Regions from separate parts of the Homo sapiens genome. Here region 1 is linked to region 2. The links are chromatin contacts, found by Hi-C or POLR2A ChIA-PET in ENCODE. All regions are on one chromosome and are shown on one strand. Each heading gives the region's core, a stretch centred on a gene start or an enhancer-like site at or near the end of the contact. The rest is flanking DNA. Distances are from core to core; before and after follow the strand shown.

Evidence for each region. A loop is a pair of places that touch in the nucleus more often than their neighbours do. ChIA-PET counts read pairs that join two places held with the same protein, here RNA polymerase II (POLR2A). Pooled maps may share reads with other maps.
Region 1: a loop to region 2 is called in a pooled map, with 6 times the contacts of the local background. The contact joins two enhancer-like sites. A Hi-C loop is called at or near these places in 2 of 168 maps with a recorded cell type or tissue (spleen and transverse colon) and 7 of 50 pooled maps. POLR2A ChIA-PET finds 5 or more read pairs at or near these places in 2 of 52 experiments (Caco-2 and activated B cell).

What each region holds. Positions count from the first base shown.
Region 1 is chr7:4,791,399-4,796,202 of GRCh38, reverse strand. It overlaps AP5Z1 (adaptor related protein complex 5 subunit zeta 1), which reads right to left. Exons shown (of 17, transcript NM_014855.3): 17 at 1,806-4,804. Among named protein-coding and RNA genes, the nearest start is that of MIR4656, 5.2 kb to the right of the region's middle. RefSeq lists enhancers at 2,601-3,275, 3,380-3,459 and a silencer at 3,850-3,969. Within about 2 kb of position 3,507, at least 10 of the 41 ENCODE cell types and tissues checked have a DNase peak (open chromatin) inside an H3K27ac peak, as active enhancers do; they include transverse colon, where a contact is called at or near this core.
Region 2 is chr7:4,743,966-4,748,954 of GRCh38, reverse strand. All of the region lies in intron 2 of FOXK1 (forkhead box K1), which reads right to left. Among named protein-coding and RNA genes, the nearest start is that of AP5Z1, 29 kb to the left of the region's middle. RefSeq lists silencers at 3,503-3,552, 3,663-3,762 and an enhancer at 4,453-4,502. Within about 2 kb of position 3,739, at least 41 of the 41 ENCODE cell types and tissues checked have a DNase peak (open chromatin) inside an H3K27ac peak, as active enhancers do; they include transverse colon, where a contact is called at or near this core.

The DNA of each region.
Region 1 (4,804 bases), core at 2,258-4,757, 47 kb before region 2:
GCCGGGCACGGTGGCTCACGCCTGTAATCCCAGCACTTTGGGAGGCCGAGGCGGGCAGATCACGAGGTCAGGAGATCGAGACCATCCTGGCTAACACGGTGAAACCCCGTCTCTACTAAAAATGCAAAAAATTAGCCGGGCGTGGTGGTGGGCACCTGTAGTCCCAGCTACTTGGGAGGCTGAGGCAGAATGGTGTGAACCTGGGAGGCGGAGCTTGCAGTGAGCCGAGATCGCGCCATTGCACTCCAGCCTGGGCAATAGAGCAAGACTCTGCCTCAAAAAAAAAAAAAAGAAAGAAAAGAAACAGGCGCAGCGGCTCATGCCTATAATTCAAGCATATTGGGAGACTGAGGTGGGTGGATCACCTGAGCTCAGGAGTTCGAGACCAGCCTGACCAACATGGTGAAACCCCATCTCTACTAAAAATACAAAAATTAACTGGGTGGGACAGACGCGTTGGCTCACGCCTGTAATCCCAGCACTGTGGGAGGCCAAGGCCTGACCACCTGAGGTCAGGAGTTTGAGACCATCCTGGCCAACATGGTGAAACCCCGTCTCTACTAAAAATAGAAAAATTAGCTGGGAATGGTAGCAAGCGCCTGTAATCCCAGCTACTCAGGAGGCTGAGTCAGGAGAATCACTTGAACCTGGGAGGCGGAGGTTGCAGTGAGCTGAGATTGTGCCATTGTATTCCATCCAGCCTGGGTAACAGAGCAAGACTCTGTCTCAAAAAAAAAAAAAATAAATAAATAATAAAATTAGCTGGGGGTGGTGGCACACACCTGTAATCCCAGCTACTCAGGAGGCTGAGGCCGGAGAATTGCTTGAAACCAGGAGGTGGAGGTTGCAGTGAGCCGAGATTGCATCATTGCACTCCAGCCTGGGCAACAGGGCAAGACTCTGTCTCAAAAAAAAAAAAAAAAATGGCCACTCCAAAGGCAGAGCAGCAGCATGAGCGCTAGTGAGTATATTTAGAGTTATTTCTTGATTACATGCTAAACAAGGGGCGGATTATTCATGAGTTTTCTAGGAAAGGGATGAAGATTTCCTGGAACTGAGGGTCCTTCCCCTTTTTAGACTACATAGGTAACTTCCTGACGTTACCGTGGCATTTGGAAACTGTCACTGCGCTGGTGGGAGTGTCTTTTAGAATGCTAATGAATTATAATTAGCAACTAACGAGCAGCAAGGATGACTAGAGATCACTGTCGTTGCTGTCTTGGTTTTGGCCAGCTTCTCTACAGCATCCTATTTTATCAGGAGTGTCTTTGGGACCCGCATCTTGAACCTGTACCTTGTGCTGACCTCCTGTCTCATCCCGTGACTAAGAATGCCTGTCCTCCTGGGAATGCAGCCCCGCAGGTCTCAGCCTCGTTTTTACCCAGCCCCTATTTAAGACGCGGTTGCTGTGGCTCCCACGCCTCTGACCTGAGTCATGCAGTATGTGGCCTTGGGTCTGGATTCTTTTGTGTCCGGAATTGGTGGGTTCTTGGTCTCACTGACCTCAAGAATGAAGTCGCGGACCCTCGCGGTGAGTGTTACAGTTCTTAAAGGCTGCGTGTCCGCAGTTTGTTCTTTATGATGTTCGGATGTGTTCGGAGTTTCTTCCTTTTGGTGGGTTCGTGGTCTCGCTGGCTCAGGAGTGAAGCTGCAGACCTTCGCGGTGAGTGTTACAGCTCTTAAGGCGGCGCGTCTGGAGTTGTTCGTTCCTCCCAGTGGGTTCGTGGTCTTGCTGGCTTTAGGAGTGAAGCTGCAGATCTTTGCGATGAGTGTTATAGCTCATAAAGGCAGTGTGGACCCAAAGAGTGAGCAGCAGCAAGATTTATTGCAAAGAGCGAACAAACAAAGCATCCCGGTGTGGAAGGGGACCCGAGTGGGTTGTCACTGCTGGCTCGGGCAGCCTGCTTTTATTCTCATCTGGCCCCACCCACATCCTGCTGACTGGTAGAGCCGAGTGGTCTGTTTTGACAGGGTGCTGATTGGTGCGTTTACAATCCCTGAGCTAGACACAAAGGTTCTCCATGTCCCCACCAGATTAACTAGATACAGAGTGTTGACAAAAAGGTTTTCCAAGTCCCCACCAGAGTAGCTAGATACAGAGTGTCTATTGGTGCATTCACAAACCCTGAGCTAGACACAAGGTGCTGATTGGTGTGTTTACAAACCTTGAGCTAGATACAGAGTGCCAATTGGTTTATTTACAATCCCTTAGCTAGACATAAAGGTTCTCCAAGTCCCCACCAGACTCAGGAGCCCAGCTGGCTTTCACCCAGTGGATCCTGCACAGGGGCTGCAGGTAGAGCTGCCTGCCAGTCCCGTGCCCTGCTCCAAAGGCACTCCTCAGCCCTTGGGTGGTCGATGGGACTGGGTGCCCTGAGCAGGTGGCAACACTCGTTGGGGAGGCTCGGACTGCGCAGGAACCCACGGAGGGGAGGGGGGAGGCTCAGGCATGGCGGGCTGCAGGTCCCCAGCCCTGCCCCGCAGGAAGGCAGCTAAGGCCCAGTGAGAAATCGAGCACAGCAGCTGCTGGTCCAGGTGCTAAGCCCCTCACTGCCCAGGCTGGCGGGGCTAGCCGGCGGCTCCGAGTGCGGGGCCCACAGAGCCCACGCCCACCCGGAACTCGCGCTGGCCCGCAAGCACCGCGTGCAGCCCTGGTTCCCACCGCGCCTCTCCCTCCACACCTCCCCGCAAGCTGAGGGAGCCGGCTCCGGCCTTGGCCAGCCCTGAAAGGGGCTCCCACAGTGCAGTGGCGGGCTGAAGGGCTCCTCAAGTGCTGCCAAAGTGGGAGCCCAGGCAGAGGAGGCGCCAAGAGCGAGCGAGGGCTGTGAGGACTGCCAGCAGGCTGTCACTTCTCACTTTCACTTAGCATATAATGTTTCTAAGGTTTATCATCTTTTCTGTAAATCTGAAAAACTATTCTAAAATTTCAGTTTATTTAAAAAAAAAGTTGAGAGCTGGTGAGCTTTGCCCTTTTCCCAGCTGCCTCCTGGAGGCCACCTGAAGGTTGCTCCTCCCTGGGCTGGGGTCATGCCCTCCGAGGCCCTGTGGCCATGAGCTCCTCCTTGTCCCTTGGATGAGCGGGACGGCCCTTCAAGTCACACTCCCAGTCCTAAGCCGGGCGCTGCTGCACAGGCTGCGGACTTAGCACCAGCTGGCCTGGGCGGTGGCCCCACGAGTGCCTGGGAGCTGGGAGCCAGGACACCCCCGACGCCTTCAGGTCAGGGAAGCCCCGCCCCAGGGCAGGAGGGGAGCTGCGGACTCAGTGGGAGACTCATTCCGAGCCTAGGGGCAGCCCCACGCTCTCTGAGCTTCGGGATGAGCCCAGCAGCGCCCCCACACCCACTGCTGCAGGCGGGGTCGTGCACCGCACTGGGAAGTGATCCCGAGACCCGCGCACTGGCACGCACGCCTTGGTATGCACAGTTGTACACGTGCGCTGCTGTTTCCACGTGGAAACACAAACACAGTGCTGCCGACGGAAGCGCCTGCCAGCGCCAGCCTTTCCTGCGGCCCCGGCTCAGCGGCCCTGGGCTGTCATCGCAGGCCGCGGGGGACACCAGCCGTCCTGGAGCTCGGAACGCGACCCAAGGCCCAGGCTGTGGGGCAGGCGAGCGCTTCCTGGGCTGGAACCTGGCGGTGAGGACCCCGCGGTTCGGCTCGGGCATCTGGGGAGCTCCTGAGCCCGCACGGTGTCCCCTGCTCCGTTCCTTGCGCGTCACTCGCCCCCTCCATAGTCCTGAGGCTGGGCAAGGGGCAGGACCCTGCAGTCGCCTTCAGCCTGTGGTTTCTTAGTCGCAGAGCTATGGGGGATTGGGGGCGGGGCCGAGGCCGGAGGGGAGGTGGGCGGGGCCAGAGCAAAAGAGGAGACCGGGGGCGGAGCCAGAGTGGGGAGGGGGAAGAGTTTGAGCCTGGGGGCGGGGCGTGAGGCTCTCGGGGCGGCGGCGCCCCCTGGCGGCTGAGCCCGTCCCAGGCACCGGGCGGAACGTGCGACACAGCTGTGCCTTGGTAGTCCGGAGGGTGGGACCACAGGGCCCAGGAAGGTGGCGGGGCTGGGGCCGCACGCCCAGACACCTCCCCTTCGCGCGAATCCAGTGTTCTGAGCTCCACTCAGGTGGCTCCCTGGGGCCTTCCCTCCGAATGGCCAGAGGCCGCAGCCTGCATAGGCCATGGCGCTTGCAACCCTCCCCCGGTCCCCTTCATCTTCAGGCTATTCAAGGGCATCAAAAGGGGCATTGACAAGCGCACCACCCAGAGCGGTGACCACACCCGGGAACTCGCGCCGCTGCCTTCCGGGCTGTGCACAAATGACCTGGTTTCTGTAGCAGCAGTGGCACGCCGGGCTGAGCCTCCAGGACTGGCAGCAGCTGCCAGGGGTTCCCATCCCTGGTCCTCTCCCCAGGGTGCAGGGCAGGTAACGGAACTGATCGCGCACTCTTCATACAGACGCTTATTAAAGGAGATTTACTTTTACTGCAGCTCTTCTTGCCCATCAACTGTCCAAAAACAAAAGACTAGGAAACAGACCCAGCAGCCTCCACCCGACCCAGCCACAGGGCCTCAAGCCTCCAATCAGAGCCGCTCCATGGCACCCCTCAGCTCAGCTCAGTGTTGCCTGGGAGCAAAAGGCTCGGAGACAAAGCCCAGAGGGTGAGCAGGGGGGCCAGCCCCGCGTGTCTGTGAGGGTGCCAAGCCCACCGTGGGCCTTGCCTCCTCTCCCAGGACTCCCGCGCCCTCCTGAGCTCCTATCAGCCTGGCCTCAGTAGCAAGCTGGCTGCCCAGGCTCTTAATCTGCACCGAAGTCCCT
Region 2 (4,989 bases), core at 2,490-4,989:
GTAATCCCAGCGCTTTGGGAGGCTGAGGTGGGCAGATAACTTGAGCACAGGAGTTCAAGACCAGCCTGGGCAACATGGGGAGACCCCACCTCTACAAAAAATACAAAAATTAGCCGGGCATGGTGGTGCACACCTGTAGTCCCTACTACTCGGGAGGCTGAGGCAGGAGGCTCGCTTGAGCCCAGAAGTACCAGCCTGGGCAACAAAGTGAGACCTTGTCTCTTAAATCAGTGAATAAATGAAAAGTCTGTCTCCTGTGCCCTTTCCCAGGAAGCGACTGGGGGATGGACTCTGGTAAAACAAAGGAACAAATCAGGAAAGAGGAAGACGTGGGAATCAGGAAACAGCCCTCTCTCCACCACCACCTCCTGAGGGGATTCCCAGGATGGTGGAGAAGATGATCCCATGGTCAGAGGGGCCCCAGAGGAAGGCCTTCACAGTAAAGGGAGAAGAGGCCATTATTAACCCCAAGAGCGGGGGGAGTGTGGCGGAAATAAGCCAAAAGTACAAGGAAGGAAATGGCTAAGCGCTACAATCACTACACAGTTCTAATACAGAAAACGCTCATGCAAGGTAAACCAGACATGATGATGTAACTTTACTGGGATGGGGAGGGGGGAAGCTAAATCCTTAATTTCCATATAGGAACCTCATGTGTAATATCTAAAACGGAAAAACCAAGAGACAGTCACGTACGAATACGACTCAGAGACACAGAAGTGAGAGAGAAGGGCTCAGCTCTGGGGAGCGTTGTGTGGGGGAATTTTCACTTTCTGAAATGTTTGCATTTTGTAAGATGCATATAGATAGATAGATAGTCTCTTCGTAATCTGAAAAAGGAAAAATAAACAAATAGGGAAAGAAAATTTTCAGAGGCGAATTTCTTAGAATGATCTTAAAGAATGTGTTCCTTTAAGATAAATCCGACATTGTAAAATGCTGGGAAGCTATTTTTAAAAATTAACTAGTGGATTGCTCCTGTAGTCACGGCTGAGGTGGGAGGATCGCTTGAGTCCCGGAGGTCGAGGCTGCAGCGAGCCGTGACCGGACCACTGCACTCCGGCCTGGGTGTCAGAACAAGACCCTGCTTCAAAACAAAACAAAAACAACAAAGGCAACAACAACCACAACAAAAACAGGCCCAGGCTTGTAATCTTGGCACTTTGGGAGGTCAAGGTGGGAAGACTGCTTGAGGCCAGGAGTTCAGGACCAGCCTGGGCAAGACACCATCTCAACGAAAATAAAAAATGAGCTGGGTGTGTGTGGTGGTGGGTGCCTGTAGTCCTAGCTACTCAGGAGGCTGCAGTGGGAGGATCGCTTGAGCCCGGGAGGTTGAGGTTGCAGTGAGCTGTGACTGTGCCACTGCACTCCAGCCTGGGCAATAGAGTGAGACCCTGTCCCAAAAAACAAACAAACAAAAACAAAATCAACCCCCCAAACCCAAATTGGAACCAGCATTAAAAATAATAATTTAGAAAATAAAATTAACTTGTTTCTGAAGTGCACTTTGCCCTGGTGAGAATAACCAGCATGGTGGCTTCAACAGGAGCTGCTCTCATGTTAGGCATAGACCTCACAGAGCTGAGTGGGTGCTTGAGCGGAGAGGCGGCCCCGCAGCTAGGCAGGTTCCGGGGTCAGCTCCGTGTCTGCAGGCGCCTCCTGCTTCCCCTGAGGCTCATGGAACCCGGAAAGGGCTGTCCTCGTGCGTAACATGCCCGCACAGAAGCCATGCAACAGGCCTACTCCACACAAGCCGCTTGTCACCCGAGGCTGACCTGAGAAGTCGGGCGCTAGGACCCTCCGAGATTACAGGAAACGCGGGCGTGGGGATGTCCTTTCAACAGATTCGGACAAACACAAGGACTTCCCTACCAAGCTTCATTCCGAACTCCCAACACTTTAGCGCCAAAGTTGCCCCTCGAAGGGATCTAGGCAGGAGGGAAAAATAAAAGGAAGACAGAAAGTCCCAACCTTCCCATGTGGAGGAAACAATAGTTACTTCCCCAGAGTTCTCAGCTGGGAAAAGACATAAGAGGGTGTGGTGGGGTGGGGAGGGGCAGCAAGGCCTACAGGGACAGGGACAGGCAGACAAGGGAAGAGGGACCCTCACTGGATTTGCAAATGCTGGCACAGCCAGCCCAGATCAGCCAGGCAGGATTCCCGCTAGGGGTGATTCACACATTCGCACCACAATCCTCCTGCAGCCCTGCTGAAAACACACGGAAGGCTGCAGCCACAAACTTGTGTTTTTTAATTATTAATTTTTTGAGACAGGGTCTTGCTCTGTTGCCCAGGTTGGAGTGCAGTGGTGACATCATAGCTCGCCACAGCCTCCAACTGCTGGGCTCAAGCGATCCTCCTGCCTCAGCCTCCCGAGTAGCTGGGTCTAAAGACATGAGCCACTGCACCTGGCTAATTAGCAAAAAAATTTTTTTTTTTAGAGATGGGGGTCTCACTATGCTGCCCAGGCTTGTCTGGAACTCCTGGCCTCAAGCAATCCTCCTGCCTCAGCTTCCCAAAGTGCGTCACCACACCCAGCCAACCAGAAACTTTGAAAGAGATGAATCACCCTGCAGGAAGCTACCAAAGTTGTCAGAAAAAGGAGAGTATTTCTAACGTAGATCCAATAACCTCCAAACTCAAAAGACCTCTAACTTTACAAAACAACATAAACCAAGTTAGGACTGAATGTTATCTAGCAATAAGACAGAACTGTTTAAAAATCATGATTAAAAGGGAAAGATTTTGAAGTCAGTTGCTGCATTTTTACTGTATATTTACATACTGCTGACCTTCGCCGAATTGTACGAGTTACTTTCATTTTTGATCTCCACGTTGGAGAAATCAGGAAGAGCCTTAAGAGAAACAGCTCTTGAAGTCTTGCCCTCATGAGCAAAAACAGTCACTCTGTGCAATGTCCTTTCACTGAATTTCAGCAGTTTTCTTAAAACTCTACCTCTAAGGAACACTTTTTAGACTGGTGTCTGTCTGATGGAACCTAGAAAATGATTAACTACTTGAATTCTTTCATTAAATACTTTAATTCCTTCCTAAAAACACTTTTTTTTTTGAGATGGAGTCTCGCTCTGCCGCCCAGTCTGGAGTGGTGCAATCTTGGTTCACTGCAACCTCTGCCTCCTAGGTTCAAGCAATTCTCCTGCCTCAGCCTCCCAAGTAGCTTGGATTACACACCTGGCTCATTTTTGTATTTTCAGTAGAGATGGGGTTTCACAATGTTGACCAGGCTGGTCTCGAACTCCTGACCTCAGGTGATCCGCCTGCCTCAGCCTCCCAAAGTGCTGGGATTACAGGCCTGAGCCACCGGGCGCCTGGCCTGTAAAAATCCTTCTTTGCAAAAAGGAAAGAAAAGGTCAAACTTCTGCTAAAGATAGCAGAATTTATTTCAAAGAGAGTTCATTCATTTTCTGGGTGGAGTACTTCAGGGCAGAAAAAAATAAATCAGAAACACACACACACACACAAAACCACACACCCACACCCATACCCACCCACCCTGGGAAAAGGAGCGAGGGCCTGCGAGAAACGGAAAGGAAGGACGCAGGGTGGCGCGGGGGGCGGGGGCAGGGGCAGCTGATCAGGGAGGCTCCCCCAGGAAAAAGCCGCTCCCAAGCCACTCCCGACTCCTGGGAATGAGGGGCCCTGGGCGAGCCCGGCCTACACCGAGCCAGCCACTCCACGGCCAATGAGGACTGGCGAGGCGAATGCACACCAAATTAGGAAGGCAGGCACCGCGGGGGCGGGGCGGCACTGGGAGGGGACAGCCTTGCAGGCAGCCAGCTCTTCTGGCCTGGCCCCGCTCCCACCTCCCGATCTGTTAGGGAGCGCAGCCAGAGAGGAGGAGAGTGGGGAGGTGGCAGGGAAGGGCAGGGAGTGTTTGTAAACACGCCGGCTCCACCCTACAGCAGAAACTCAAACTGAAAAGTATCTTGGCAGGGAAAACCTCAAGGGCCTCTGAGGTTTCTAAACACTCAATTGAATTCCAGGGTGCTAAGATAAACGGATGTAAACAGAGAGGCTTTTATTGTAACAATGGAAGGCCAAAAAGCCAGACAGCCAGTCCCTAACTTACTACTTTCTCCGCACAGAATTCTCCCCAACAAGAATCCGGTCTTTGCACAGGGCGGTTTCAAAGAACAGGACTGGGCGGAAGGAGGGGAAAGGGGTGGCCCCCCACCTTCCTGGCTCCCGCAGCAAGAGCAGGGCAGGTGCAGGCCCAGGGAGCTGCTCGCACCCCCTGACGGGGACTCGCAGTCACAGGAGGCCGCCACCCAGCTTCTCAGAACAGCTCCAGCTGCAAGAGCTTCAGGTGCTCAGTACACAATTTCTTTACTCCCAGCTATAAAAAAGAATGAAATCTTGACCTGGGCAGCAACGCGATGGAGCTGGAGGCGCTTATCCCAAGTGAACCAACTCAGAAACAATACCGCACAGCGCCTGCTCTTGCTTACAAGCAGTGGCTGAACAGTGGGTACCCGGGAACAGGAAGATCGAAACAATGAGAAACTGGGACTCCTAAGCAGGGAGGCGGGAGAGGGCGAGGGGTGAAAGATGACCTACGGGGTACGCGGTTCACCCTTTAGGTAACGGGAACCCCAGAAGCGCAATCCCCACCAGTAATATACCCATGTCACAAATATGCACGTGTACCCCCTGAAGCTAAGATAAAATAAAAATAAACAGTATTTTCCCTGCCGTAATTTAAAACACAGGTATCACTTAACTCCTTCGCAAACCACAACCTCTCTTGTAATAAAAGCGACTTTACTATGCAAATTTGGATTAACACTGGGAAATAGTTTTATTTTTTTAAGCCCCCTCCCGGAGCAAACCAAAACATTTTTCTTTCTTTCAATACGGTGAAACCCCATCTCTACTAAAAACACACAAAAATTAGCCGGGCGTGGTGGCATGTGCCTGTATTCCCACCTACTCTCAAGGCTGAGACAGGGGAATTGCTTGAACCAGGGA